2 separate regions of the Mus musculus genome follow, and region 1 is linked to region 2. The links are chromatin loops, found by intact Hi-C in ENCODE. Cell type or tissue: left cerebral cortex. All regions are shown on one strand. Each heading gives the region's core, and the rest is flanking DNA. Links, peaks and the distances in the headings are about the cores only.

Evidence for each region. Peaks named below come from ENCODE experiments on the same cell type or tissue, not always from the same donor. Only the 100,000 strongest peaks of a DNase experiment are listed, where the experiment ranks them.
Region 1: it touches region 2 in a loop (3-fold over the local background); 3 of 42 quality-filtered maps call a loop at or near these places.

The regions. Positions count from the first base shown.
Region 1 is chr4:22,490,742-22,506,133 of GRCm38, forward strand. It overlaps Gm30731 (predicted gene, 30731), which reads left to right. Exons shown (of 3, transcript NR_131335.1): 1 at 1-42; 2 at 1,150-1,458; 3 at 2,106-2,385. Among named protein-coding and RNA genes, the nearest start is that of Gm30731, 7.9 kb to the left of the region's middle. In left cerebral cortex, for the core only: CTCF peaks have their summits at 6,399, 7,870 and 9,591; DNase peaks (open chromatin) are centred at 4,406, 7,805, 8,058 and 9,625; H3K4me3 peaks cover 2,853 bases; H3K27ac peaks cover 6,861 bases.
Region 2 is chr4:22,965,331-22,981,139 of GRCm38, forward strand. It overlaps Gm30886 (a long non-coding RNA gene), which reads left to right. Exons shown (of 3, transcript XR_390437.1): 3 at 14,149-14,179. Among named protein-coding and RNA genes, the nearest start is that of Gm30886, 35 kb to the left of the region's middle. In left cerebral cortex, for the core only: a CTCF peak has its summit at 8,092 (motif pointing right); DNase peaks (open chromatin) are centred at 5,998, 7,864, 8,059 and 8,361.

The DNA of each region.
Region 1 (15,392 bases), core at 3,293-11,292, 480 kb before region 2:
CAGTGTGCGGAGGACATCTCCTTTCTCCGCCAGTAAAGAGAGGTGACCTTCTGTTCCTATTTAATTTCACATTGGTTTTTGTTTGTTTTTGTGGGGGTTTTCTTTCTTTCTTTCTTTCTTTCTTTCTTTCTTTCTTTCTTTCTTTCTTCCTTCCTTCCTTCCTTCCTTCCTTCCTTCCTTCCTCCTCCTCCTCCTCCTCCTCCTCCTTCTTCTTCTTCTGTTGCTTTTAGAAGATTCTTCGAAGCCTGTAGGGTGATACTCTCAAGGGAATAATTAAGTTTCCAGATTTCTTTCCGATGGATGTGTGGCTACCTAGGTTAAGAACTCCCTCCCCCAGGGGTACCCTAGGCATAGGACGCTAAGTGTCTGCGCCTGACGGTGGTGGCAGCGAGGAGGCATCACGTGAACATCAGAACTTACTGTGATGGGACTCCACTGACTGTTAATGCCAGCAGATCCTCCCTATTTTGTTGTCCCAGAACTGCACTCCCCCCCCCCATCCCCGCCTCATCCGCAGGCGTGCGAATGGACTAGCTCGAAGTGGCTCCCCAACTGGTCTAGCTGTGTGTGTGTGTGGGGGGGTTGTACTCGGGAGTATACTAAATGGTGTCCCGCCAAGGAGCCTCAGCCTCCGTTTTCACACACGCTCGCATGCGCGCGCGCGCACACACACACACACACACACACACACACACACACACCGTGCAGGGCCAGTGGAGGGGAGGGTCGGACGAGGAGCGCAGCTCCACTTGGAGCACCGCCCCTCTCCACCCCTCCATGAGCCCAGACTGCCTCCGCCTGTCGCTGGGGGCCTGGTTGGCTCGAAAGCGGGGTTCGGAGCATCTGGGAGTCCCCCCCCCCCACCTCCCCACGCCCCGCGCGCCTCCTCCGCTTGTAGCAGATCTAGCAGCTCAGGGACTCCAGAAACCTTGGCTCTCTAAGGTTTTAACTCCAAATTGGGGAAGGGGGGAGGGTGGGAGGACTCTCTCTGGTCTCACGGTCATTGACACGGTTCTTCTTACTGACCAAGTCAGGGAAGAGACCGCCTGTTTGCTTGCCAGTCTCTGTCTGAAATGGTGCGTTGAAGGTGTCTTGGGTAGACTCCTTTGGCTTTTGATTCAGCTTGTTCTTTTTCACTGTTCAAAGCAGCTGTTCAAAGACCGAGGCTGCTTACGATGACGTGGAGAGGATTTCAAACAACCTTAACAGGCTTTGAACTGACAAGAAGCGGTGATATCTGCCTCACTCTGGCACAGCTCCTCCAGTGCACTTGCTAGGACAATGGCTGAGAAAGCACTTGGTGCTGGCCTCTCTGCCGGGGGCGAGGACTGCCCAAACCCCAGAGACCCTAAGGCAGGAGTTGCTGCACTACAATGGAGAGGTCTTGTCTTAGGCTGCACCTCAGGTTCTCTCAGATCTTCTGGAAGGGCGTTATTCAGCGGTACTGTGGTTGCGCTGGTATGAAGTGGTGTGGGCTTCCTGAGATTAGAATGCACTAGGTAGAGGGAAAACAACCAGACACAACAATGCTAAAAACCACACACACACACACACACACACACACACACACACACACACACACACACACTGAGAAACTGCTGTGCGGGGCTTTGAAAAGCGGCAGCCTCTTGATTCAAGAATCCCCAAATTATCCCCTTAGTAGAGCAGTCCAAGCTCTGGAACTTAAACTCTGCTTGTTAACTAGCAAACACTTTCACTTCATAAATACATAAAATGTTGTTTATGTATTTCTTTATGCTAGAAATTGACCGAAGGTGTACCTAACCATTTTTGTACACTGAACTGAAGACACTGAAACAGGAGAGATGACATTCATTTGATAGATTTACATTTTGCTTCGTTATGCAATCTCAGTAAAGTAGAAATCAGGTAACAACAGAAAACAAAAGGGATTTTCTTAGATGGTCATTGGAAGAGTAAAAGTGACAACTGGCTTAAAATTATGTAAAGGCGATCATTGCTTTAAAAAAAAGGTACATCCACCTTGGGTGGGATTACCCTCCTCCTCCTCCTCCTCCTCCTCCTCCTCCTCCTCCTCCTCCTCCTCCTCCTCCTCCCCCTCTCCTTTCTTTCTGCTCTTCTAGTGCCAGCAGCTGCTTGATGGAGACCTCTTCTCCCCACATCTGAATGGAACGTCTTTGCCCAGAGTCTACAGAATGTCAAAACTGAGGCTCCGACCTCAGAGCTACAGCTTTAAGGACCACTCCACACAAAGAGGCAGCTGGTTGCTTTAATGAAAACTGCCTTTAAGCTTCAAGAACTGAGGCCTTGGGGAATCCATTTATAAGGAGCCTAGAAAATGCATTTCCAAGTTGTATGTTCTTAGGAGATACAAAATAAAATTTACCTGAAAAAATTAATTGTAATTAAATAGCTATGCATTGTCTCTTGAATAAAGATCTGCCACTTAGAATTTTATGTTCCATGTATAAATACATTTTGCAAATTGCTGAATGTTTGTCTGTCCCCACATCAATGGAAAAACAGAACAAAGCAAAAGCAAAGGTGAAGAAGCACAAACTTTCTGAAAGGTGAAGCTCCTTAACTCATATACGTGGCAAGTTAGTTTGTTGGTTGCTTGTATGCACACAATTCTGTTTATTTTTAACTACCTACCAAGTAGTCCATTGAAAATGTACCGTTCAGTAGGATTTGACATTGTTTGGATTTGGAACTGTTTGCATTCATTAATTTCTTTTCCCTTCTTCAAGCTATGGATCTCCTCATTAAAATGACCCACTCCTTGTACTCACAAAGTGAACATTTTATAAACAGGTTTGAAGACTTCTAACACCACATAACCCAGGCAGTGTAAGCTGTTTCTGGGATTACTTGGAGTAAACTACCAAAGAAAGCCTGCTAAGTTTTGAGTGTTGAATATGAGGCCAGAAGAAGGTGTAAATATAAAGGATGCATTTCAGGGACAAGCTAGACAGACCCTGTGTGGAGGAGCTGAAATCTCAGGAACAGAACATGAAGGGCTCTGTGCCTTTTAGTTCACTTCCTTGAAATTTCATTGTCAAAGTACCAAAGGTTAAATAAATTTCTAACAATGAAACCTAAAGGTGTGTGTTTTTTCTCTAATTTACCCTAAGGCAGGTGGATGGATGGCCACCAGAGGGAATGGCAACACTTTGGTAAATTCAAGGGACCTTCTAGGCTCTAACGCCTTTGGAAGTGTTCTGAGATGAAGTTTGGGTAGGTAGCAGTGTGCATCAGTCTGATTAGAGGAAGGCAAGCCAGGTCAGCAGCGCACCTGCTCACACAACAGAAGAGTTATCAGTTCTTCAGCGAAGCCAAGGGCTCGTTTTGGTTCTTTGTCCCTGAAAGAAACAGGCTGTTTGCAGTTGAAGTTAGACTTCTGTTCTCTTATTCCGGCAGCACAAAGCATGAATGCAAATCCCTTCCAAATTGTACAAGTACACTTAGCAATTGTGTCCTTGCTACTGGGGACCTCAGCCAGCAGGAGAGGGGTGGTGTCTGAGAGAGATGTTTTCCTGAGAGCAGTAACCACAGTGGCAGCAAATGCTTCCCACGACCTAGTCCTATGTCCCCGACTTTCAATTCAGTCATCCTATGAACCTCTGAATATATATTTAAGAAGTTAAGGATGGAATTATTCCTAAGCAAGAATTTTCAGAATGCAGTTCCTTGGTCTGTAAATTGCCTGGTAAAGATCTGGGGAAAGGAAAACTTAAGTAGAGGGAATACTGAGACTTCTTTGCTTTTTCTGAAAAATTTCGGTGGCAATCTAGGGCAGCCCTGGCTTCAGCATTGCATGCAAAATAGAGAGAGGACTGGGCAGAGTCACAGGCCCGATTATTTTAATGCCCTAGGTCAAAAGGAGGGAATAATGAATAGGCGTGGAGTTTAGTTCTTGGAAGGGAACTTAATTAACCTTGGAGGAGTGAAAGAAAGTGGGGGTTCCTGCCTAGGATCCGACGTAGGATGATTGTATTTACGTGAGCGTTCGCGCGTGCGCGCTCCCTGCCATACAGGTGAAGTCTACTTCATGGATAACCCCAATTAATTTTTAATCCTGAAAAAACAAACAAACAAACAAACTTGGTGTTTCTGTTCCACAGGCTCACCATCACCTTATTCCCCCAATCTGGCTGAGAAGTTTGCTGCGGGATCTCGGGTTCTCGGCCGGGGTCCCACAGTCCTGGCCTCCTCCTGCACCCGAGATCAGCAGGGGTGTGGGGAAAGGGGCTGCAGCGGTCCGGGAGTGGAGTCCCGACCTCCAGAAGGACTGCTACGGAAGGCGTAGAAGGGGAGGGGGTCGGGTCCCTGGCTAGCGATCGCCGAGTCAGGTCCTGGCTGCTTTCCGGGAAGGAAGACAAGGGCGAGAAGCGGGAGGCCGGGCCATTGTCCAGGGAGGGCGCATTTTTGTCCTGACGCTGCTGGTTGCTATAGCGAGCAGGGAAATCCAAACAGAAGGGCTCAGTTAGCTCCCCTGGTCCTGGGAGCAGGGCTCCCTCTTCTCAGCCAAAATAAAAGTGCCGCCGAAGGCTTGGCACTTTTTACCAGAGAACCGACTGCAGCCTCCAGAAGAGGGGCCCCGGGGACCCCAGCACCGAGCTGGGGGGGGGGGGGTGAGGGGGGCGGTGTCCATTAGCAAGGAGCAGGACGATTACTGCGGGTTCTGAGAGAATGTCCACCCCTACTCTTTTCCAGTCTTATTTTGTTTGGAAAAAAAAGAAAGAAAGAAAAAAAAGAAAGAAAATCCTAAACTCTCTCAAACTCCTAATACTTTCCCTGTGGCTGAAGCCCCCTCCCCACCAGAACTGACAGCAACAAATGGCTCCGCAGGCGACTCAGAAAAGGACTAGAGAGCTCCAAAACCTACAGCCTACAAAACCTACAGGTGAAGCAGCAGCAACACCTGGGCCACAGTGCCCCCTTATAAGAGTTTCAGGATCTCTCAAAGGGAAAGTTCGCTCAAAAGTAAAGTCGATGGCCATGTAAAACTTTCACATTAAAAAAAGACTTTTATTTTGCAGTAGTTAGGGAAAAAAAAATCAACAACGAAACAAGCCCTGCTATTCAGCTTTGAAGATATTGTGAGGGGAGGCTGCAATGAAGTCTTTTTGGTTTTATTCCCGTGTGTATCGTTTCTCCAACAGTACAGCTCAGGACTGGGATAACAGTGTTTAGTTAGTAATAAACTGTTAGCTTCGGAAAATTCTGAGCTTATACTTTTTAAAGCAAGAGCCACCGTTAATGATAGGGCAGGTAAGCAGTCAGGATTTTCCTTGGTGACGTTAGCTTTCTGCAGAGAATTGGGGACTTTAACAGCCTTCTCACTGTACAGTAACGTCTAAGTTTGACATTTTCTTTCTCCTCCCTTCAGTCTCCCCTTCTCCTCTTTGTCTCTATCCTAGAAGCTTCAACTGAAAGCTAAAAGGAAAACTTTTACTTGACCGGAGGAAACCATTTTAAAGTCAAATAAATGTATCACTCTAGTTCCACTCTTTAAAATGCATCCTTTCTCTCCTAATGACAAGTTCCTTAAAATAAAAGTTTGTATAACTTTGGAAGAAGTCCCTTAATTCATAATGATATTCACATTTTAAAAAGGCTTGAAAGAAATCATGTTAATGAAGAGAACATTTGCTGTAATTTGGTGATAATTATCAGAATCACCACATATTCGCAGAGGCTTGAACAATACGTGTTCAGAGAAAAGCAAAACACATTATTTTAATAGTCTGATATGCAAACTATAGACTGTTCAATTATGTAGCTTAATAATGCATACATGATGTGATCTTGTTATTGGGATAGGAAGGTTTGCAGTGAGTCGCTCCTAATACCAAGAGTGCTCTCACATCCAGTAAAATCCATTGCCCTGGATCAGAGGCCCCTGCCAAACTGCATTTAAGAGAATAAAAATTAATGACTGAGAATTTGAGCGTTAAATTAACATTAATTATATGACCTGCATGCTAGAAAGATTAAATTTCTTACATCCTAATTAGATAACATCTCCTCATACATCAAACGAGTTCTATTTTCATTTCCAGGTTTCAGGGAGACAGAGGCAAGTGCACAGGGGTTTCCTTAACTGTGGTCATGTTTCCTTTCAGACATTCACTGGGAGAGAACCAAGACAGGAGGTCACAAGAAAGAGAGTTAAACTCATTCTGACTTTGCATTGCTGATGGTCGCTGGAGGGCAGGGAGTTTGGCAGGTGGTCCCCAGGTGGACCTGGAGCTCTAGAGGACCTTTTGTGGTAGCCAAGGACTAGAGTGTATTATCAGCTAGTCTCTCAGGTCAGCAAAACAGAACGTCCAGCCAACAAACATCGTGGCCCTTTCTTTAAGACTAGAAATCACTTAGCTTATGGTTCAACTTGTAGATGAGAGAGCACCTAGTGGTCCTCAAGGGGAAAGGGAGGGACAACTAAAAGCCAAACAATGGAGATCAGGTTCTTCTAAAGACTCTTAGAAGAGATCGGTGGTGCGCTGATATTTCCAAATACCACCTATGCTGACCACAGCACTCATGGCTGTCCAGGGCACATCAGCCTCTGCTTGACCTAGCCTCGGCCTCGGCCTCCGTGACTGCCCTCGGGTAGGGTTGGGATGGGGGAGGGCACGTCTCCAGCAGGCGAAAACCAGTTGCACATAGGGAGGGAGCAGAAAAAAGGCCAGAAAGGGGGTAGGGCACCTCCCACCTCCAGCAGATGGTTGGTGGTGGCCAGTTCATTCTCTTAGTTTCTAAATCGGGACTTGACGGTCTCAGGGCTCAGAAGAAAGCTGTCGTGCGAATCTGGTTTGGAAACAATACACAAGGAGTTAAATTCCTTTAGGTTGTGGAGTTTTCTCCTAGATACAGTGTATGGTCCGGGTCGCTCAAGTCCCAGTGCGCCTCCCAACGCCCTCACCTTCCTCAAGAACCGCAGAGGCTGCGTCAGGACAGCTGCTCTTAAGGCTGGGCGGGACCAGAGGGGCAAGATTAAAACCTCAAGGCGACCAATTCTAAGTCACTCAGAATAGAGTTTTCACGTGTCAGTGTTTCCATTCAGCTACCTTCAGGCGTCTAGGGCTAAAGGGCATGCAAGTGAGAGCGTTTCTACGCGTCCCAGTGAATGGGGGAAGGGGCGAGAGGAGAAAGTGAACAGTGGGGGAGGAGATTGGCCACCCGCCCCAGACCCCACCGGGTGGAACTGTCCCGAGAGTCCAATAGGACTTGGAAGAGGATAGGGGCCAGTGGCGGTCACTGCCTCCCCACAGACTGCTCAGAGCACGCTAGGACTTCGTAGTGGCTGGCGGAACGCCCTGTCCCGGGTGGAGTACCTTTCCAGGAAGGCAATGGGCCTGAAAGTTAGCTTCCCAGGTGGCGGCAGCGCCAGGAGATGGGATTGAAGGGGGTGTGGGGGGGGGGGGTAGGGGGTAAAGACTGTAAATTCGGCTCGAATTCCTCGCAGCAAGCGCTAGGGCGGGGCCTGGGAGAACTACCCTGGCGTTGGCGACCTAGGGCTCAGCCTCGCGCGCTGAGAGTCGCGTCACTAAGTGCTTTTGCGAGCACCCGGTTCTATAGAAAACCGACCGCCTTGGATCCTTGTGTATTCTCAAAATCTCTCCTAAGAAGTCTTTGGTGGAAAGATGCCTCTTCCCCAAACCCCGCAGACTCTCACTGCCACAGCTGCCGGGTTCGAACTTTCCAGCTCCTCTGCTCACCGGCGTAAGCTGCGGCTTCCCTGGTTGCCTCGGTTCCCCTCTCCCGGAGCAGGCGGTCTGAGAGATGCTCTGCTCGGCCAGAGGACGCCTCCGCTGTGGCGCCCTAGAGCGTGCCCGTGCCACTCCAGAAATTGCATTCAATACTAGTTCAGCATCTTCCGGGAGAGGACGCACTGTAAGAAGTCACTGGGAGGAGTCTGGGCGCTAGGTGCGTCTGCCCTTTAGAATTTACAAGGAAATGCAAAATGAATGACACTCAGGAGCGTTCCTCAAAAGACCACTCGGAAAGCCGTGCGCTAGTCTGGAGAAACACCTCTTACTTGCTCTTTGTCTACACTGGGAGCTCAAACGAACTGAAACACGCTTACACTCTGTTTACCCTTCTTGTTTTCTTAAACGAGTTTTGGGTGACTTTGGCTGGGGCCATTTGCAGCAGAGACAGACTTTGTACGCTTGCTGCAGGCCTCTTTCAAAGTTGTAGTTTAAAGAGCATTATGTAAGCCTCTCTATTTACATAAGAGCTTTAACTCAAACCGCCCAGAAAACCTTTTATCACCGAAGGAAAACCATCCAGAGCAGCAGCTAACCGAGTCTTTAGGACACGTTGAAAAACAGCAGTAGCTCATTCTTTTGGGGGGAAAAATGTTAACAAAAACTCAATAGTTTCCATTTTTATTCGGCTTGGTTTTCTATCATTTGAACATTAAACTTAATTCAGGCTGTAGAGACTTTTAGAGTATATTCATTCTTCCCCCATGTGCAGTTAGCATCTAACTGGGCCACAGAGATGATTTCCCCCCCTCCCACGCCGTTAATTCTAAATATAAGGACAAATCTTAGCAAAATCAAATCGACATTTTACCAAGGCCCCTATTTTTAAAAATATTCAGGAATATATAATGATACTGTTATCAAAGGCTAACAGCAATAAAATATTTAAAATTTAAAAACCGCTTTTACCTACATAACTTTACCTTTCCCCGCATGTAAACAGTTTTTAGCTTAAATGAGTTTCTTCCTTTCCCTCTTTTCTTTCTACCCTTTCCTTGGTCATCTGTTTGTTAAAACTTTGAGGAAGATTTTTTTTTTAATTGCTGTATGTTGTTATAATTCCCACTTAAGAAAACAATGCCTGACAAGATAGAGATCTTAGTTCTAATGAGTTCAAAACTAGGTTAGTATACAGAAAGATATTATAGAGAAAGATAGTACAGAGAAAGATCAATTCCTGGGCCCACACCACGGGAAAGCTGGTCAAGGGATCTTGTTCTATTGCTCTTGCTGCATTAGACAATGTCCCTTCTCTGTCATCAGAGAAGATCAACAAGTGCCCCATAGACCCAGTTGCTTAATTATTGATAGTAGAAGATGGAAATCCTTCCAGTGAGTTCTTAGAGACTGATATTCTTCCTGGTGAGCATTAATCAATATCCCCTCTCATCCTATAGATCAGGACACACGCCACTCTACAGCAATGTCTCCAATGAGGAACTTGTCTTGCTGGGAACTCTTGAGTCTCTTCTCACAGAACATCCCCTCTAAGATGGACTAAGGTGGTGGTATGGGAGGTGTCATTACCAAGAGAAGCAGAATGGCTGTGTCTGAACTGTTCCACCACCTGCCACTTTCTCCTTATTTTTGTCTATTACACTGGACACATAGATTCTAGGTCCTTCTTTTGTGACATTTTCAAGCAGTTAAACATATTCCTATGAATGACAGCTCACTCTCTTTTTTCCCTCTCTGATTCCCAGTCTGATAAGGTAATCAATATAAAGACATCAAAAGCTGAGATTTGCTAAATGGCATTTGCCTATTTTTCCAAAGTTTTAAAGGTTCACATTAAGGACCAAACAACAATCTCTGTAGTGCAGTTGGAGCTTCAGACTGTAGTTGGCAGATGGAAAAGATATTTTAGGCAGAAGGAGTTTGCAGCTTTCTTAAAATATAACCACATGGCCATGAGTCACCTTCTTTGTCCTCTCTTTTAAGACCAGCTCTCTACCTCTGTGAGCTACTAAGATATGACACTTCTATTGCAAAATTTGTGCCATTGAATTTGTTATTGATAATTGTGCATCACTGGAAACATTTTGTTGAGAAGTTGTTCTAATTCTTCCAAGTATTATTTTTAATGGAAATGACCCTAGTCTAGGGAGAAGGCCCAGGACTTGCCAATGAACTTGTTGAGTCCTGCTGTGATTGTTCTAGGGAAGGCCATTGGCTTTAACAGATCAATCAAGCGAAATGAGGATTAGCCTTATAATGATACCCAGAGAAAGAAGCTAAAGTGAAAACAGTTTTGTTTATATTATATTGAGGTACAAACTTCATCTGGATGCCCTGTTGTGTGAACTAAGGTAAAAAGAAATTGACAAATGGGACCTCATAAAACTAGAAAGCTTCTGAACAGTTAAAAAAATAATAAATGGAGTGAAGACAAAAGCTACAGAATAGAATTTATTTGACAGAGGATTAATATCCAAAATATACAAGAAAATATACAAAAAGTCAAGAAAAATGACCCAACTAAAAACATGGGCTAGAGATCTTTAGAGAACAAAGAGTTCTCAACAGAAGAAATAAAAATGGCCAATAAATAGCACAAAAGATGTCCCTTATTGTTAGCAATTAAGGAAATACAAATTAGAATGCTAGAGAGAAAGCAATTTGGAGAAAAATAACTGTACTGTTGGACTGGGGGTGGGGTGTATGTGGGGAATTGCCTTTACTGTTAATTGAGGTGTAAAGACCCACTTTGAGCATACAGGGCACATCTGAGTATGGCTGGGCTCTAAACCATTCAAGGGTGAAGAAAACTTGTGGGGCATATGCAGCAAGCAGCAAGTAACAGGGCCCATGGCTGGATCATCTTTCTGCTCTCTACTGTGGTGTTTTAAGTTCTTCCCTTGCCTTTTTGGCAGTAATGGCCAGTTACCTGGAGTGGTAAGTCACACAAGCCCTTTCTTCCCTGTCTTGCTTTTTGCAAGAATATTTTTCACAGCAACAGGAATGAAAGTGGTGCTGATTTCCTAGGTGGGGGCATTAGACTGCATAAAACGAAAGCTAGCTGAGTGCTAGCCTTCATCTCTCTTTGCTCCCTGAAGATCCACTCTGAGTTGCTCTACCTCAGCCACTGCACCTCGCCTACCACTACCATGATGCAAACTGAAACAAAACAAACGTTTTCATCCTTACGTTGCTTTATTTTGTCTCAGCCTTAGGAAAGGTAACAGGGTGAGCCCTTTCTCTGCCCTTTTGGCTCAGTGGAGTCAGGAGCTCAAACCCTAGCCAGTGTTGACAGGTGTCAGTTTCAGTTTTCATAAGGGGAACTGGCTATTCTGCTTGTAGAACTACAGGTTGGTGGGTAATAGTGCCAACGCATAAACTTAGATTTACCTAAACCATCACACTGTGCCTTCCAATAAAAGGATAAGGCAAAAACTGGGACTAGAAAATTATAAAATAATTATTTTCATTATTTTATAAGAAAATTCATAAGGGCTGTACATTCTAACGTGGAAATATTTCTTGTATGAAATTGTAACTATTTCAAGTGAAGAATTAAACAATAAAAATATTCACATTTGTATTCTCAAAATATTTTCTGGGACAGATACCTGATATATGGCAATTTTACATTCTGATTCCTATATATCTCATAATATCCTTTTGTCACAGTTAAACTCTATGGTTTATTTTTAACCTAAAAAAATGAAAATAGTGAATCAACTCTGGAGTCAGGGGTAGATGCTCTCTGATCATCTGACCCACAATGATACAATGTTGACATGTATAGCACCTGTCATGTGATCATCTTCAGATATTTTTAAAAACATCCTCTCCAGAGAGTTCACAGCATCCTCTTCTGCAGGAAGCAGCAAAAATCCAAATGCAAATTTTATATTTAAATTATTCTACTTTATTTTTTTATAGTTTTATTTTAGGAAAACTTTTGCCTGTGGAAAAACATCCCAGCTCATCATATAAAACAGTATACATAGGCAAAAAGCAAAATAACTTATCAACATTTTGTACTGATGTTTTATACATCAGTGAGGCTGTGCAGGGCGTGTTTAAATTGGAAGAGAAAAGGACAGAAGCAGACCTGCCGCAGCAGGATCCATTTGGACTTTGCTGAGTGAAGACTCTTAACCAAAATCCTGGGTACATTGTCTCCGTTACAGTTCTGGCTAAAATGAGGGAGTTTGACCTGATAGAAAAAGAAGTCAACAAGAATTTTACTATTTGTGATAGACTGAAACAGAAATCTAGTGACAAGGAGAGATTCCAGGAGAGGTGCAACTTTTAAAATGAATTAAAAAAAACGAAAGCCCTCGCCACTGCAAGTATTTAATGAGAATAAAAATTTAAAGATGCCAGTGAAATATTTGTTCTAATGTGACTGATTGAGAATGTCTCAAGTTTAAAAGTGTCAGAACAATCTGAAGTAACCATATCAGTAAGGGCTCCTTGAAATGTCTTATAGCAGTTTTATTGGTATCTGTGAAATTCTATGAACCTGGTTGTAGGAAATGGTTGTAAGAAGCTCAAGATCTCATTTTATATAACCAAGAATCAGTAATTCAATATGTAATTATATTTAGTTATTTCATCCATGAGTTTATACATGTAAACAGGCTTCTTTGTGAGCTATAAAAATTATACTATTCCTTTCCTTCCCTCCCTCCCTCCCTCCCTCCCTCCCTCCCTCCCTCTTTCCCTCCCTCTCTCCCTCCTTCCCTCCCTCCCTCCCTCCTTTCCTCCCTCCCTCCTTCCCTCCCTCCCTCTTTCCCTCCCTCTCTCCCTCCTTCCCTCCCTCCCTCCCTCCTTCCCTCCCTCTTTCCCTCCCTCTCTCCCTCCTTCCCTCCCTCTTATGGCCCTCTCTCCCTCTCTCTTTTCTTCTTTATTCCTTGCCTTCTTGCATTCTTTTGTGTTTTAGGCAAATCTCATTTTCTAGTCTGAAATTTCCTTGAAGTCTTCACCCCAACTCGTGGAGGGTTGACGTTACAGGTATGTACCACAAGCCTGGCCTTTATATATCAGAAAAACTGGACCAAACTCAGTCTTACTTAACAGGTATCACTGAGTGTGAGGCACCCTACTTTTGGCATTTTGAGGAAGCATTTTGTGAAGTTTGGACACAGTCTAGGGTATAAGGTCAAATGTATGATGTGTATCTTGTCTTATATTAAAGTTATGTATAAAACTAGGCTGTTGTAATTATTTATGGTGTATAAGATTACATTTTACTATTTAGGTCCAGCATATAATAGTCAAGACAATTAACATTTTCATAGCATTGAATATTACTGTATTTATTATTATATTTCATTATATATAGTATAACATAACATTATATTATTATAACATATAGTATTATTATAGTATCAAACATGTCACTCTGTATCAGAAAGACTACAATGAATGACACTGCACTCTGACCCAACTGTCCTAACAATAAGAAAGTCCTATTGCCCCATGTGGTGGTTGGTATGAATGGAAATGGCCCCCATAGGCTCACACAATCATGTACTTAGTCTCTCAGTTGGTGAATTCACAGGAGGGATTAGGAGATGTGACCTTGTTGGAGGAGATGAATCACGGGGGTGGGTGGATTTTGAGGTTTCAAATGCCCGATGCTAGGTCCTGGTCTCCTCTCTCACTCTCTGTCTCCATCCCCAGCATCCTAGAAGATAATATAAGCTCTCAGGTCTCTGTCCAGCACCATGCTTGCTTGTCTGGGGACATGCTCCTCACCATGATGATCATGGACTAACACTCTAAAACTGTAAGCAAGTCCTCAGTGATATACATCCTTTTAGAAGTAGTCTTCATCATAGTGTTTGATCACAGCAAACAGAATCTAACGCATCCTACACATCATGAACTCCTGAAAAAAAGGGCCCCCAATGTAAATTAATTGTTTTGTTTAAGAACACATTTTTTTTCTCAGCTTTGTCCTTGGCAAGCTTCCCTCAGAATCCAGGGTGGAGAGTCGGAGGGAGACTTTTGAGGTCTCTAGCATTGCATGGGGTACCCTAGTGTCAAGTGAAAGAAGATTTCTTCCTCATAAGGAGGAAGGATGGAGTGGTTGGAAGCTAGACATACTGTAGTTACCCTGTGAAGAACGTGTTGTAGAGGAGAAGGAGTAAGAGAAAAGTTAGTTCGAGAAAGTAAAACCCAGAAATCATTCTGCACAACAGATGTGACTCACAGCTATTAGAAGCAAGTAGCAAAAGGCCTTTATCTTTAGCTACCCTAACTGGGCTTTTCCGCACACAAGGTCAGGAATACAAATGTACTTTGCTATTTATACATTCTATGTTCACAATAGAGCTTACTGGAGATCAAAAGAGGGAGTAGATATGAGGTTATCCAGGCAGTAGAAACAGAAATTTAAATGTTATGGTCTGGAAACAAAGTTCAGGGGTAGCACTCTTGCCTTGAAGGCTCATGGAGGCTGTAGGCTTGATCACCAAAAGCACACACCAATAAAAACAACAGAAACAGTCTTAGCAATCTGAATGAGCCTCCATAGACCCATGTTTTGAGCACTTGCTTCCAAGTTGGTGATTCTATTTTGGGAAGTCCTGGGATTTTTAGTGAGGCATGCATGGTTGGGGAACTAAGTCACTAGGGGCTGGCCTTTTCCCTTTTATATGCTTCAGGTTCTAGCCTGTTTTCCTTGCTTCCTGGTCCGCACTGGGGATAGCCACAGCCTGGGTTCTCTGCTCTGCTACAGACCGAGGTGCTCATGTCCCATGCTTTCTGCACTATGATGGACTGAAACTTCTCTGAGCCCATGAGCCAAAATAAACCCTTTATCCCCTTAGCTCTTTGGTAGATATTTGGCTCATTTAAAGCTTGTTTTGATTTGGCTTCAGAGAAACGGGGACTACTGAGGGCAGTATAAGCACAGGACATCCATTTAAATAATCACAATTGTTGCTTAGTAGAAAACAAGAGGGAAACAGAAGAGAGGTCACCACAGAGGGCCAGCTCCAACTGTAGGGGTAAAACTGGGCAGGAGAGGGAGGTTCAAATTAGAGGAACAGACAAAGACAGCAAGATATAAGACAGCCAACCTATATCCCTGGCAGGAGTGGGTTAGCTGGGAGTGCCTTCTAGAGTTGGAGTCTGGAGTAAAGCAGCCAAGTGGGGAGAGGTACGTTAGGAGGGTAAGATCTGAGAGGAGAGCAAACAGGAAAGGAAGGCTTCAGCAGGTGTTCTGCAAAGGAGATAGGGATGAGACTGGGCGGTTGGTTTGCAAGGTGTGTGTGTGTGTGTGTGTGTGTGTGTGTGTGTGTGTGTGATGAAGGTCTTAGCTGTTTCCCTGGCTTGCTCAGCAATGTGTTTACAGGGAATGACTGCAGGTGTTAGTAATAAGCTGGGGGAAGGTACTTTGGGAAAGAAAAACTTTGTGATCCTTTGTGGATGGGATCAGAGAGGAAAGGACCAGACCATCCCCACCCCCCACCCCCAGCCATCAAGAAATTCATCTTTGAGGAGAAAACTATTTTTATCTCCAGTCTTTTGGACATGATGATTCATCTCTAAGCAATTGTAAAGTTTGAAAATTTGTCCGGGGCTTAATAAAAAGCTACGTTTTTCCTGAAAATAAGGCAAAGGCTGTTTGCTTCTTGCAAAGGAAGTGAAAAATGAGAAAGCCATCTGGTATTTCCT
Region 2 (15,809 bases), core at 4,370-12,369:
GGTGCCTGCACTGATCTTTGGGGCCCAAACTTTGTCACCAGGATGGTGAAAATCCTTGTCTTGTTTCTTGTGACTGAACTGAAATGAAAGAGATAGGCTACAAACTTGGTCTTTTATCAGTGTCATGGGTCTGAGAGCTGAGGACATGGGTGAGAGTGGAGGTAGGGAAGGTTTTAGGCTTGCAGCTGGGAGGAATCTCTAGAAACAGGTTTCCCGGATAAACTAATCCTCAAGAAGTTGAGTTTCCAAGCATCGAGATGAGATGGGTAGCTAAGCTGTGGGATCTTCTGCTCCTAGAATAACATTGAGATTCAATTGCAAAACTTGTTGAAGTCCTACAATGTCATCTTATACTGGTACTGTTCTGGTACCCCCCCCCCAAAAGGGAGGCATAGGTGCACTCCTGGTTTATTTTTGGTGGGGGATGACCGCATGTGATCCAGACATTTTAAAATATTTCCTCTTATACCATATATGCAATGTCACATGGCAGTAGCATCCTTGAGAACAAAGTCCTGCAGGGAAGGGGGATTTACTTTGTTTCTCTTACCATGGAGACATTTTTGAAGAGATTAAAGTAAAGAAGAAGTCTCTATGCAAATGTTCAAAGTAAGGTTATGATTCTCCTTTATAGTAATCCTACCCTGTTACAGATTTATCACAATTATTTCTTTTAGAGTAATCATGTTATTTAACACTCTTCTATTTCTAAGAAATTAGTTCATATTTGGCTAATGAAAATTACCAACTAAAAAGCCTTGCAGTCATTTGTTTTGGAGGATCAGTTCTCCCTTGTGTGATAATTTAAGAATATAGGGTGACTGGCACTCAGTGATTAATGGCACATGGGTCATTTGTAACAAGCTCTATGATGCTGGACAATTATTACTTAGATTAGTGCTGGTCACTGAGTATGATGCTGGTGAGAATTTTAGGCCATTGTATCTTGCATGGGGATGAGGACTATTGATATATTGCACAGATTTTGTCTACATGGAAGTGACTGTAGGGATTTCTTGTTAAGGTTAGGCTGTATCTAGTACAGATTGTCCTACAGCAATGCCATAGATCTCATTGAATGCCATTTTCTAAATAACAGGCCTGATGACTTAGGACCTGATTACATTTTAAATTACTGCCTATCTAATATGTGCATATTAATTTGGACATTCAAATTTCAGTAGTTCTGCATTTCTTTGTTTCTTTATCTCTTCTTCCTTAATAAACATCACAAATGTACTATTCGTTTGAAAGAAAGAAGTCTCAAATTTTTCCCCTTTATAATTAAACTCAAATGATACATTAGATTATTGCCTCCAACAGGATTTATTTTGGTTAATTCTTTGGCAGAAGACAGCTTGGTTATGACAAGTCATGAGGGTTACTTTATGCCTCTTTGTGCTGTGCTGTAGCTGAGTCAGTTATACAAGACATAGGATGGATAAGATAACCCTACACTCAGATACCCCTCACTTTTGAACTCAGAACTGTGAATTATTTTGTTTGTTTGTTTTGTATATCATACTGTTTTGGTTTTCTCTGTGATTTTCTCTGAGCTTCTGGTTTTCAGGGTTCAGAGGGTTTTGCAAGTGGCCATTATTATTCCTAGTAGCAGAACTCAATGCAGTTATTTTTTTTAAGGCATGAAGTCATCATCCTAAATGGTACAGGAAAACAACTATCAGGACCATGACTTCCATCAGCTCCTGCCAGTGTCTGCATGATGGTGACATCTATGATAAGGTTTCCCTTCAGCTTTTTTCAGTTGTTTAGTTTACATTGAAGCAGAGCAATGAGAGCATGGGTAACTCAGTTGGGGCTCCCTTAAACAACTGGGTTGTTCTAAGCAATACTCTAAGTAAACACTGGAAAATAGCACAAAGTACTACTGATATCTAAGTACGCAGTTCCTCACCCGAGGCCCCTTTCTAGACACTGTCATATTCCTACCTATTCCTGGCATTAGTGGAGCTCTGGCAAGTTCTAAAACAGTGTGTCACTCTTGCTGTGTCGCTGTACCAAGTGAATTCAGAAAAGGGACTTTAGTAAAAGGGGTGCTGGAAAGGGTCTAGACAAGCCCTCAAGGAACTATCTTAGTCAAGCACTTCACAAATATATGGGACAGAAAAGGCCTTGCCAGCGCATCTGAACAGAACTTCCTAGTTTGTGGGAGATCCTGAAGGGTTTGATCTGCCATTATTCACACTCTTCTCCCCATTGACCATTTTACTTTGATGTGTCAAAAAGAGGCAAAGAATAAGGTTTAAAAATGAACATTTTCAATGAGATAATCACTTAGTCATTGTCTCTAGTAGCCCTGTAAATTGTCTTATGAGAAGACTGAGCATGTACATTAACAGTGTTATAACATCTTGAACGGCCACCAACACACAGAGATAGCTTCTGTTTTTGCTAAGGCTCATTCTCTACTGTGATCAGAAGACTAGGCAGCAGACCCAGGGAGCCTTCAGTAGTTTCCATACATGCTGATGAGTGTTTACGTTTGTCTCATGCCATCATGAACACTGTAATTAAACATAAACAGAAATAATTCTGATCACAGTTCTGAGTATAATTTGTATTCAAAAATTATACAGTAAAATATAATGATATATCTTTATCTAACAAAATAAACCAAACCAAATAAAACAAAACACTATCTCCCTAAATAGATATGTTTGGCTTTCTTTGAAAAAAAAATCAATTGAAAATTGTAGTGTTTGGCATGTTAACTGTCAAGAAGAAATGTTATAGAAAAAATATAGAAAATTAAGTAGCTTCATGGAGATTTAGTTTAACTTTTCAGAGGCTTTGCAAATAAGATGATTACCCAGTTGTAATGTTAGCTTTGCCACTGTTATAATTGAACAAATGAAATCTTTTCTTCCCTTCTCCTTCTGTGTTTGTGTGTACAGCGTAGCATGTGCCATCTCTGCATCACATCTGCCTTCCAAATGACAAATGCTTTGAAAAAAATCTTCCAGAGTATCATTTTGCTTTAATTGTTGTTCTGACAATCAAAGAAACAGGTGCTTTAGTAAAGAATTTTTTGTTCCTTTGTATGTAAAGTTATATGTAGGATCTCAGGCCATCGAAAGTAATCAATGAATCTGTAGGCAATTAAATATTTGATGCTGAGTTTTCCTTGAAAGCGTTTACAAATATTAGAGAAACAGCTCATTCAGACATTAGCATCTAAGGATCATTTTTGTGATTCAGTTGTGGACATTTCAAAGTTACATTTAAAACAGTTCTGAGTTCAACTCAGATAAAATTCTCAAATGCCATTGATCTGTTCCTTGCCAAACCACTTGTCTTCCTCTCTAAGGAAGAATAGTCAGGATGGCAATTCCTGTTGGCATTATTATTTTTGTTTGTTTTTATTTTGTTTTATTTTTGCATCCACATGCAGTCTTACTAGAATTAGTTTTTGATCCACAAAAATAAAACAAAACTAGGTGATTGGAAAAAAGCTAGGTGATTGGATTAAGAAATAGTTGTTTCTTCTTACCTAAAACATGAACAAGGGGAAGTGTAGTCAGAATTAGTTACTAGATAGCAACACTAGAGATCATAGCTTTACTAGAACTATGTATGTTTTGGAGGGCACTGGGAATGAAGCTCCAAGCTCCAATGAAGCTCCATTATTAAGTTCAATTTATAGTGGCTGTCAGCTCTCTTGTGGCTTTGTCCTCAGGGGTACCATATCCTTTCAGCCCTATCTAGTAGTCAGGATGCTGTGTTTGAGAAGCTTACCGGCAACACTTGTGTAACTCTTATGATGTCTACCCTTTATGAACCTAAAGGCAGCTCTATGGATTGCTTTATTCATGGAAGGGATACTATACTACCATCTATATAGTTTCAAGATAGCTGCACACACAAACTACGAGCTTAATTTTTAGAGTATGTATGGAAGTAGGCATTGTATACTTAGAAAGAATGATATAAAATCCTCGAATCTGTGTGCAGAGAGATCTTTGGCATTACTCTACAAAAGATGGATTCATAAACATAATGTCTGGAAAGAAAAGCAAAGAATAAAATGTCTCTGTGCAACAATGCTCTTTGAAATAATGTGTTCATTTCATCTGTAGAGTTCTGTCCAAAAAGTGCCTGCAACTTTCAGAGACAGGGGCAGCAAATAACACAGTGCACTTATCTGTTGCATTGAACATTTGTGTGTGCAAGTGGCTGTCCTTGATGTTATAAATATACTCTAGACTTTAAAAGTTCAGGTTTCCTAAAAGTTGACCTATAACTAGACTTTTAAAGTCACCAAAACAAAATCTGTAATTTATTTTCTCATTACTTTTTTATGAGGTCTTACAGCCACTGTAATTCCTTCTGTGCTTTGAGATTTACAGGTTAGGTCCTGTAAAAGGGCACTTGTGTGACCCTTTAGGCCAGCACTCTGTAGCTTGTCTTTGTATTTCTTGCCTGGAAAAATTAATGAAGGCATATTTACAGGATAGTGTCCTTTAATATTCAATGACTTGAGTACAGAAGTTTGAATGATTGTACCTTTGTTGTTATAGAATTCAGACATTAAATCAAGTGGACTGAGATCTAAAAGCGTTAGTAAAGCTTGTTGTCCTGTGTGTTGGACTTTAAATAGAATTAGAATACTGATATGGTTCCATTTGGGATTTATCAAAACTGTGGTGTCTTACTTTAAATAATACTCATTTGCAGTAGTATTCAAAAATTGAATGCACCTGAGTGCTTATGTGACTCCAGGAACACGCTTGTTTGAAGAGGAGAGACTTCAGCTTCAGGGTCCAAAGCTGTTTAACAGAAGAAGGTGCCAGAGAGGCCAGCGTTTTACCTACCTGCAAGAAGAAATTTAAATGGCTCTATACTGCAAGTGCCTTTTAGATTTTTAAAAGCAGTCTTAGCTAAGAAATACACAACATTCAGAACAGATATTTTTTATGGTTTACCTTCTCATTTACTACATAATAGAAATAACATTTCTTAACAGTATATATGTATATATATATGTATGTATACACACACACACATACACACTGAATAGTGTTTTTTTTCCTTTAAATAATCCTTTAAACAACGACCATAATTTTTGGACCTTAGAATAAAATATTACCTTTTTATTCCATGATAATAATGACTGTATGATAATAGATACACTTATAAAGAGAGAAAAGAAAGAAACCCCAAACAAACCACACCATCCAGTTTCAGCCAAGCTGCCAAATCCTATTACAGATTCAATCCTATTAAAACGTTCCCAGGTTTAAGCCTGCTTTGGAGTTTTTCATAGGAGTGCATGACCCCTACCCAAACCCCTACATGTGTGGTCAGGGACCTCAGGATAATCGTAAACTGCCTGGACTCCCATTAATCTCGCACAGTCAGATATTAGTGCTTGTAAATCAGCACCCAAACAAGGACAATGGTTAAAGCCATCAATAGTCTTTTAATGAGGCAGATCAAAAACAAACGAAAGCAGCAGGACTCGAGGATTTGCCAAGGAGGGGAAGGGAAGGCCATAAGCTTTGTCTGATTTCTTACAGAAAAGGGTAGATGGATTTAGTCCAGGTCCTCTCTCAAAACTACTGCACCCACTGTTAAAGAAAATATCAAACAAGATTATTTCAAGAAATTCCCTTCATTTTCTTTGTTAGAGACATAGCAGCTGGCACTTTATCTTCTTTTCTTTTTATAGTCCTACACAAACATATATCGACATATGTACATTAAGGTGCACATATTTAAAAGAGAAGGCCATTGCAAATAATAACTGAAAGAATACACACTAGGCAATGGCCAGTTACACTTTGTCAAGAATTTTAATTACTTATCAGCATACTTGCAGGCATTTTATGTGCTTTTGAAATTCCCACAAATGTCTCTTGGCCACTAGAAAAGGGTGGAGGAAATATCTCATTTTGTAATTCCTTCTTTTAAAGAAGGAGAAAAATAAAGCTAGATAGGATTTATTATGTAGCACGCATGTGCAGCAGCATTATAATGGTTGCCAAGCAACCTAAAGGAGCCATATCATAGTCAGGGAGTGGGGGGAGCAAATGAGTGAACAGATGCATGGGATTAAATAGAGAAGAGGGAGACAGGAGTCAGCCCTGAAATGAGCTCACCTTGGCAAGATACTTTCTCATGGTGATTTGCTCTTATTCGAGAACATCTATCTGGAAACCTTTTATTTTGAGGGGTGGGTAGGGGGCAGTGGGACTTTTTGCTACCTTTTTAGTTCATCATTTAAGTAAAAGGCTCAAAAATAAGTTTGAAATACTTATAAAATTCGCTGCTGGCAATTACATTTTTTTTTTACAAGACAGTACTTTAAGGAGCAAAGGAACAAATACTTGTTACTAATATCACCAAAGAAAAATGTCTATATTAAAGACAACATTTTGTTAAAGCTGCTCAAACTATGTTCGTTTAAAGTTGACAACTGCAGCTCTCACACTATTAGATTAAAGCACCACTACACACACACACTACACACACACACACACACACACACAATTTACTTGACAATGCAACAAACACAAACATACATGCATACATACACTTAAATTTATGTACATACATGCATGCATGCATACAAGTATACAAACATACATATACATTACAGGAACCTATGGTTCAAAATAAAATATTTCCTTTTTTATATCATATAATAGATGCTTCATATAGACGTGAAACCTTTATTTTTGGAGAGATATAAACTGATGCTTATGGTACCCCTAAGACAGCTTTTGCTGACTTAAAGAGGTCTGCCCCGTTAGAAGCATTTACTAATTCTATGTGTAATTGTATGGATGCATGTGCAACATGTGTGCACTTGGTAGCCATGACAGAAAAGGCAATAGATCTCCTGAAACTGCACTTACAGGTAGTTGTGAGCTGCCATGTGGGTTAAATCAACTCAGTTTCTCAGCATGAGTGGCAAGTGCTTTTAACTGTTGAAACATCTCTCCAAGCTTAGTATCCACACATAATTGTATCCAAGCAGTTTGTCCATATGAAATAGAAAAAGTGATAATGTTATGCATTAGGTAGAAAATATGCATCGGTAATCCAATCACATACAGAGCTAGACCTCTATGTTGAATCCTTGGAGCCAGACTGATATCCCTACAACCCTAGCCTGAATCGGGAGGGGCACAAAGAATAAGCTATTTTAGAGCTCACCTAAGTTCCTTAAGAAATGAAGAAGGCATGAAATTAATAATGAAAGTATTACTACCAAGTAGAGGGCATTGGACGAGAGAACGACTGCTTGTGGAGACTACAGTTAGGAACTATTGGCCCCTTACAACTATCCACTAAAGGTGAATGAACAGTCTCCACAACTCCAAGACACCAATGAGAGCACAATTCTCACAGCTAAGGATTTTAGTACTTTCTGCCTTCCAGCAGCAAGACCTTGACTCAACTCAGGTTGAATTTGGGATTTTTCTTTTCGATCTATGTGATGAAATTGCAGCTCCTTCGTTTTTAACCAAGAGCTGGTACTGGGGTTGAATTTTAATCATAGATTGACATTAAGCTACTGGGGAATTATACTGTGTCTGCTAATGAGCACTCCACCTCCCCTGCCTGAATGAGATCACCTTACATTCACTGCCACCGAGGCAAACATTTTGAGCTGAGTGCTCAGAAGAGGCTGGGGTACAAATGCTACGTAATTCATTATCCTGGGAAACAGGATTTCAAAGCCTCATAGTGTGAGGTGCTCTCAAGTATTTCCAAGACACAAGAGTGCACCACAGCCTCGGTGATGTGACTGTTTATAGCAAACTGACTCCACTTGTTCCCTTCCACAGTCAACATGTCGTCAACTGTTTTATTATAACACCCTTCTACAGTCTGGTTTCAGCAACGCAGTCCTCGAAGAAGCTAAAGGAACAAAGCACTCGTTTCTGTATGCTCTCTCTCTTCTGTAGAGAGCTGTGTGAGTAAAAGCAGATGATCTTGGACATTCTTAAATGTTATTTTCTGCACTTACTTATAAGGTCTTAAAAACCTGGTCAATTTACAGCTTAAACAACAGATTTAGTTTCTACCCCAGCACACCTCCTCCAACCTCACTCTTGTCAATAACCAAAAGGTGGCAGTGTCTTACCCATCATTCCTTAGGAAGCATGGGTGGACTTAGTTTTGTATCACTACTTTCAAGTGAGTTGTTATTTTCGCTGGGACCAAATGTGGATTGATGGTCCTGTGGCATTTATTAACAGCGGCAACAAGGAAAAACGCAATTTCAAAAAGCTCAGAAGATTAATTATTCAAATTGCCATGTAAAGCATCAGAATTCCTCTTTGATGAGGAAATTCACACCAGTCAAAACTGCAGTCACTCCACAGAGCAATCAAGCTCTGCAAGTCGTACCAGCATCCAAATACAGTGTTCCTCCAGACACTCCGCTTTCCTGGCTATGGGCCACAAAAGGGAGTCAGGACACTTGAGCATACAGATTAAGTCTAACGGGGAAAAAAATAAAAAGATACTAATGAACACATCTGACAAAGTTTTCACCACCCCAGAAGCCAAGACATGCCTCTTATTTCCTTCCAAAGCCTGTCCTAATAACAAGGGCAAGGCTATACTTCTGAAAGAGAGGTTGCCAATCTCTTTCACACCTGGCATTTGGAAATAGAGCAGCTTTTTATCCACAAGGACTTAGGGACACTGTTTCCCAAGATGCTGTTCAAAGCCCACTCTAAGCAATTGTCTCAATGATTTGATTCCCATCAAGACCAACGACCTCATTTTTTTAAAAAAAAATCTCATTTTGAAAAACAAGAGGGCATAGACAGCTTTGCCACAGTTGCAAGCAATAGGAATTTAGTCTTGTTTTTCTCATAAGCAGAGTTGAATTCTACAGCAGTAAATGGGGAAAGCTTCCTGCCCACTTAGCCTTTCCTTACATTGCTGATCATTGTAATCAAGATACAATGATAGGTTTCCTCCATCTTAATTACTAGGGTTTCCAACTTTCATGAAATGAGGTCATAAAATAAATTACATTTATTTTAAAGCAGATTCACATTCAAAAATAGGTAAAGGTGGTTAACAGCCACAGTGTTTGCTTAAAAATCAATTGTGTGTAGTTACTTTTACTTTCAATGTAGCTTCTGTGTGTAAGAAGGATTTTTTTCTTTCTGTATTTGCATGGTACTTAAGAACTTATTCCCCATTCTCATCTTTTTACTTAAAGGCCACTGTTGAGGTGAGGCCAAGGAATGCATTTCACATATATTATTGGGCACCACTAAATAAAGTGATGAGTGCTCATTACATAGATCTGTAGAACAAGTATTTTTATTGACTATATAGTTTAAATACATATAATTAACTATTGAATTCAGGTGAATTCAAATTTAAGAAAAATTTGAGATATTTGGTAGAGAATTATAATTTAAAATTCAAATTATTAGTGTTAAAATGATTGAACTTATTTGTAAATAAACTTGAAGTTGAAAGACAAGGCATGCAGTGTGCTTTTGACAACAAAGTTAAGCAATGGTTTATCCATGATTAGATTTCAGTGTTGTAACGTTCAGCTATGGCATAGGAAAGCTAAAATCTCATCAGAGGACATCCTTATCTATAAATTGGTGTTACAAATAGCTGTCCCATAGAACACTGCAGAAGAGTAGAAATAGCAGTGAAGATCCTGTTCAACATGTTTAGTACAGTAGTTGCAGAATACTACACATGGAACATAACAGTTTCAGGCGTTATTAGGTCAGCTGGTGTGTCTGAAGACAGCTCTAATTGTGCTCATATACATAAAATAAACAAATAAATCCTAAAAAAGAATATGTTTTGTGTGAAAAATTACAGACAGTCTGAGGACAATGAATGGGAATCACAATGAGGTTTCAAGTCCATGACTGACCCCAACACAGATACCTGAATGAGTTTATCCCTATCATGACTTTGTGCATATTTGCTTCTATTAAATTACCATTCACAAATGATTGTACTATAACACTCCACATTCCCAATTTATCAGAAAGTCTTGTCACTAACTCCAACTTTATTTTGCAATTGCTCATGTTTCTTTGAGCATCTTTTATAAGACTCAATCAACTTTTGCCTGTTAATACAAAAACTTTTCATTTAGTACCCCGAATTCTATTCTTGGATCATTATAATCTACTCTATTCTCAGCAATCTCTATGTCTCTGATATTAATTTGTTTGTCTATTAAATGTGTCAAGCAAGTTCTGTTTTTTGGACTTGAAAATATTATTTCTTTACCCATTTTTCCATTTATTTATTTGAAAGAGAGAGGGGTAGAAAGAGGGAGAGAGGGATCGAAGAAGAGGAAGATAAAGATGAAGGGAGGGCAAGAGAGAGACAGAGAGAGAAAGAGAGACAGAGAGAGACAGAGAGAGAAAAAGAGAGAGAAAGAGAGAGACAGAGAGAGAAAAAGAGAGAGAGAAGAGAGAGGGGGGACAAGCATATATAACCATGTGTATGTTGTTCTTTGCTTTTGAAGGGCAGGGGATAACTGTACAGTGTAAGTTCTCTCCTGCCACCTGGTAGGATCTAGGTTCTGAACTCAGGTCACCTGTCCTTCTTCTCTACCTCCTGAGTTATCCCTCAAGCCTTTATAGTCTTTGTGAAAACTCTTCCTTCTGCCTACTACACTTTTCCCCTCAAATTTGTCTCCTGCAACATATCTTCAATATCATCCTTCAGTCTATCTCCCATTTAACATCATCCTCTCTTTTCTGCATATCAGAAATAAAGTTACTTTCTATCACATTATCATTATTGTCGGAAAACTGAGAACCCTTTGCCATGTTTTTTTCCTGATATATTTTGAATGGTAACTGTCTGCCTGAGCAGAATGTAAGCTGTTTGAGAGTAGAAACATTTGTACTGTTTATCATAATTTTCTCAGAGCCTAGAGCAGTATCTAGCACATAATAGAAGGCTCACAGATATCACTAAATAACAATAGTTGCTGATGGCTCTGCATTCCCAGATCTGGCATTAGGTACTCCAGCTCTTCCTTCATTGATTTACAAGTATAAAGCATAAAATGGTGATGCAAAAGAAATCTAGATATTTAGAAATAAAATAATGTCTTGTTGTAATGATTCTGAAAAGTTTCTTGAAGGATACATCTGTGCTGAAGCTGAGAGGGTAACAAAAAAAAAAGATAATTTCAGGCAATGAGGATTATGTGAGAGAAAGTTTCAAATAAAGTGATTTAATCGATTTCTACAAATAACAATGGTTATTTACTAAGGTAAACTGGACTACATGGAGGAGTACATGGAGTACAATATAGCTTAAAGATGGCAGAGAAGTTTGTCTTAGTTACTTTTCTGTCACTATAAAGAGGCACCTTGACCTAGGTACTTTATAAAAGGAAGGATTTGATTGGGGGCTTTATTACTGTTTTAGAGTTAGTCCATAAGCCTTATGGTGCGGAGCATAGCAGAAGGCAGGCAGGCAGGCAGTCAGGTGGGCAGGCATGGAGGTAGAGCAATTGCTAAGAGTTTATATCTAATCCATAAGCAGAAGGCAGAAGAATAGAGAAGGTCTGGTGTGGGCTTTTGAAACATCAAGGCCTCTGACACATGTTTCAAACTTCTTCTAATAAGGTCATATATCTTAATCCTTCATCTAATTTGAAATGAAATATTAAGCAGGGTGTGGTGACGCACGCCTTTAATCCCAGCACTCGGGAGGCAGAGGCAGGCAGATTTCTGAGTTCAAGGCCAGCTTGGTCTACAAAGTGAGTTCCAAGACAGCCAGGGCTATACAGAGAAACCCTGTCTATTGGGGTAGGGGACATTCATATTCAATCTACTTCAAGGGTGCAGACTGGAATTACTAATTCTAATCCAGGAAAGGGATTATAAAGTATGTATGCATTCAATAACTAATTAAAAGAGAGTAGTGGGTCCATACCTCTGTTATAAAAAGTGTAGACAACAGGGAGGGAGAAGAGAGAGGGAGAGAGAGAGAGAGAGAGAGAGAGAGAGAGAGAGAGAGAGACACACACACACACACACACACAGAGAGAGAGAGAGAGAGAGAGAGAGAGAGAGAGAGATTCTTATTGTCAGACATTCAGAGAAAATCTCATTTAAGTTCCAAAGGATAGGTAATTGAAAGAATGGAGGATATGTCAAGAACAGTGAAGGCAGAAGATAGTGATGAGATTCATTTTAATTTCAGAAAGGAGGGTTTAATTTGTAACACACCTGGAAGTATTGTATTCTACACATCAAGATATGTATAACTCAAATTGTTTTGGTAGGTAAAGTGGATTTGGAGTCTTTATAAACTTTTCCTTAGGTCAAGTGTGTCAGGGGACTTTCTGTTTGGAGGTCATAGCTGAAGGGAGTCTTAGAACAAAGGCATGAAAGGCAGCACACATTTCCTTGTCAAACATTTTCAGAATCATGAAATCATGTGTGTGCTTCTTTTGATTTTATACTCTGCATCAGACCTGGGAATAATATCTCTGATGCTTTGAGTCTGCACTGTCTTATATGGCGGTCCCTATCACACACTGAGTATTTGAAAGATAATTAGTTCAAATTAAAATGTGGTGGAAAAGATAGAACCTTAGATTTTGAAGTTTACTTATAAAAAGTTACATTTCAAATATTGGGTTAAATAAAAGAATGCTCAAATTAAGTTTATCTACCCTAGACTTGCTTCTGTCCTATGTAAACTTTATACGTAGAAGGCATATCCAAGAATTTGATTAGAGATGGTGCTATTAAAGAAAAAAAATTACAGTTAAGTGAGGTCATTAAAGTGGAGTGTTAACCAATACAGCTGGTGTCTTTTTTACGAAGCAAGACTTGAAGAATCTTGCATAGACAAAAGACCATATGAAGACCACCATCATGATGGTAACCATACACAGACTGGTGGGAGAGGCCTCAGCAGAATTGATACAGCAAGCACTTTGATCTTGAGTTCCTGTCTCTAGGACGGTCTGTTGGATTTTATTATGCTGTCTGTGAATATTAGTATAAACACCTTTTAATTTCATAAAACCTGGCTACCAATACATTTAAGTGCTCACTATAGTGTACATCTAAGGCTTATGGATTAATTCCATGAGATCTCACTGTTTGTACGTCTAGACCTAATGTGAAAGTGGTTGCCTAGGGGCCATAATGAGTTCACGAAGAGAAGAGAAACAGAATGGTGCTGGTTTTGCCTATGGAAAGATGTGGCAGCTAGTTTTATAATTTCTGGGATGTCTTCTCCATAACCCAGGAAATCTTAATTAACTTGCTTTCTCTTCTTTCTACTGGAGTTGTGTTCCAAAGTATCTATTACAGACTTTTCGCTGCACTAAACTATAGTGACTTTAAGGAATTATTTGAAATAACGCTAAGCCAGGTTAAGATATATTTATTTAGTGAGATTTGTGACTATAGACCACAATCCAATCTGTAAACAGTGTGGTGATGAAGATGTGACTAAGAGATTTACCAGAATGTGAGATTTGAATAGCTAGAAGCAGTTTGATAACTTTGCTACCTGAAAAAAATAGAAGGAAGGAAGTTCTGGAAGGACTGTGGAAGTAGATTCAAAAGAGAATTTGATTTAGTTTCTCTTTCCCTAGGTTTTAGGGAATAGAATGAATTATACTTATGAGAACAGCACTATAACATTGTCTTGTTTTCCATTCCTCTTGTAACCAACTCTTAGGCTTGCCTTGATTTTGTAATATGCATCTTACTATACATCCCGCTTTTGTGCTGTGATGGTTTCTAAAGTAGATGGGCCTTTGGATAAATTAGTTTCTGACAAGTGGTAAAGGTATAATTCTTGCAATATCTCAATTTACAGGAAGCTTTCCAGTTTTGGAGATAGCCCACTCACTCATGCCTGAAACCATCACTCAGCAATTTATGCTTAGAATCTCTTGAAAGCAGAAGTTAAATATGGACCACCACGACAAAAGTAACTTGGGTGTTGTTTTAGTTAGGGTTTTACTGCTGTGAACAGACACCATGACCAAGGCAAGTCTTATAAAAACAACATTTAATTGGAGCTGGCTTACAGGTTCAGAGGTTCAGTCCATTATCTTCAAGGTGGGAGAATGGCAGTATCCAGGTAGGCATGGCGCAGGCAGAGCTGAGAGTTCTATGTCTTCATCCACAGGCTGCTAGTGGAAGACTACACCCACAGTGACACACCTATTCCAGCAAGGCCACAACTCCAGATGGTGCCACTCCCTGGTCCAAGGATATACAAACCATCACAGGTGATAAAAGATGTATTTGGCATACATGGGAGCAGTTCACGGATGGAACATGACGCAGAAATTTAAAGCAGAAAACTAGGCAGGATCTGAAACCGAATTCATGGAAGATGCTGCTTACTGGCTTGCTTCTTGCTCAATTTGTTTTCTTATACAGCCTGCAACCATCTGCCCAGTGATGGCACTGTCCATGGTGGGCTGTGTTCTTTTATTTGAATCATCTATAGGACAGAATGATGGGGACTTTTTTTGTTGTTGTTGTTTGTTTTTCGAGACAGGGTTTCTCTGTAAATAGCCCTGGGTGTCCTGGAACTCACTTTGTAGACCAGGCTGGCCTTGAACTCAGAAATCCACCTGCCTCTGCCTCCAGAGTGCTGAGATTAAAGGTGTGTGTCACCACCACCCGGCAGGGGACACTTTTTTTTTAAAACATATTTCTCTCTGCTGTCTGTTTCCCTTCAGTCCACTCCTTCCATCTCCCTGCCACACACATTCTTTTAAATTGAAGTTTCTTCTTAGATGACTCTCCTTTGTGTTCATCTACCAAAAATGGAACACAATATTTAATTATTAATACTCATGAATATAAATATAATTAATTATATTTGATGTTTTATTCACATTACTTTCCCTCTGTTAAAAAAATGGAAAGGTTTTCTTGTTTCATATTTTTTCTATTAGTTCTCAAAAGTCATGCATTAAATGGTAGGCCTGAAAAGGCAGGGATCCTAACTTGTTGGCAGTCTGTGGAAAGTTAGCTCTCTATGAGTGGCACTTGAGTAGACTTTTGTAGACTGAGTCCTCACACGTCTTCAGAAGAAACTTTCAGTTTAAACTCCCAGAGATGCAGAACATTTTTGAAAACGTGGTAATGAACATGCAGACAGACAGATTCTTTAGGGCAACTCGTTGCCTTGATTTGATTTCTTACATGGAAGCAACAAATGTTAAACTCTCTTGGACACTAATAGAAAATATTACTGAAAACCCCCATTCCTGACTCTGAAAGTTCATGTTTGCAGCTGAGTTGACAGAATATCATGGAGTGTTTTTGCAGAAAGCTGAACCATATTTTTTTCTTTTGTTTTGGACTAAAGGCTATTATGATTATAAAATCACAAAGAAATCCATAATATTACAAACTAATTATAGCTTTTGGTTTTGAGGAAATTGGTACCTTCATTATAGGGTATGTGACATGCTCTGCTCACCTCCAAGTCACCAGCCATGCATATAGTGCATATACATATAAGAGGGTAAACGCGTATACATATAAAGGTAAAAATAAATATGTATAAATGTTTAAATAAGAGTATCAACTACCTTTTTATAGAAATGTACTACAAAATTAAGGTGAATACCACATTATTTGAGAAGTACACTTACTGGTCACATAACCTGAATTTTAGTTAAATTCCTGTCACCTGAACTGTAAGAAATTAAAGATCCAAGATAAAATGTGCTCCCATGCTTCAAATCTGACCAATTCCATTACATGCACTATTGAAGTATGAAAATTTTTTCCTCGATCAAAATGCTGCTAAGAATTTAGTCCTTTTTT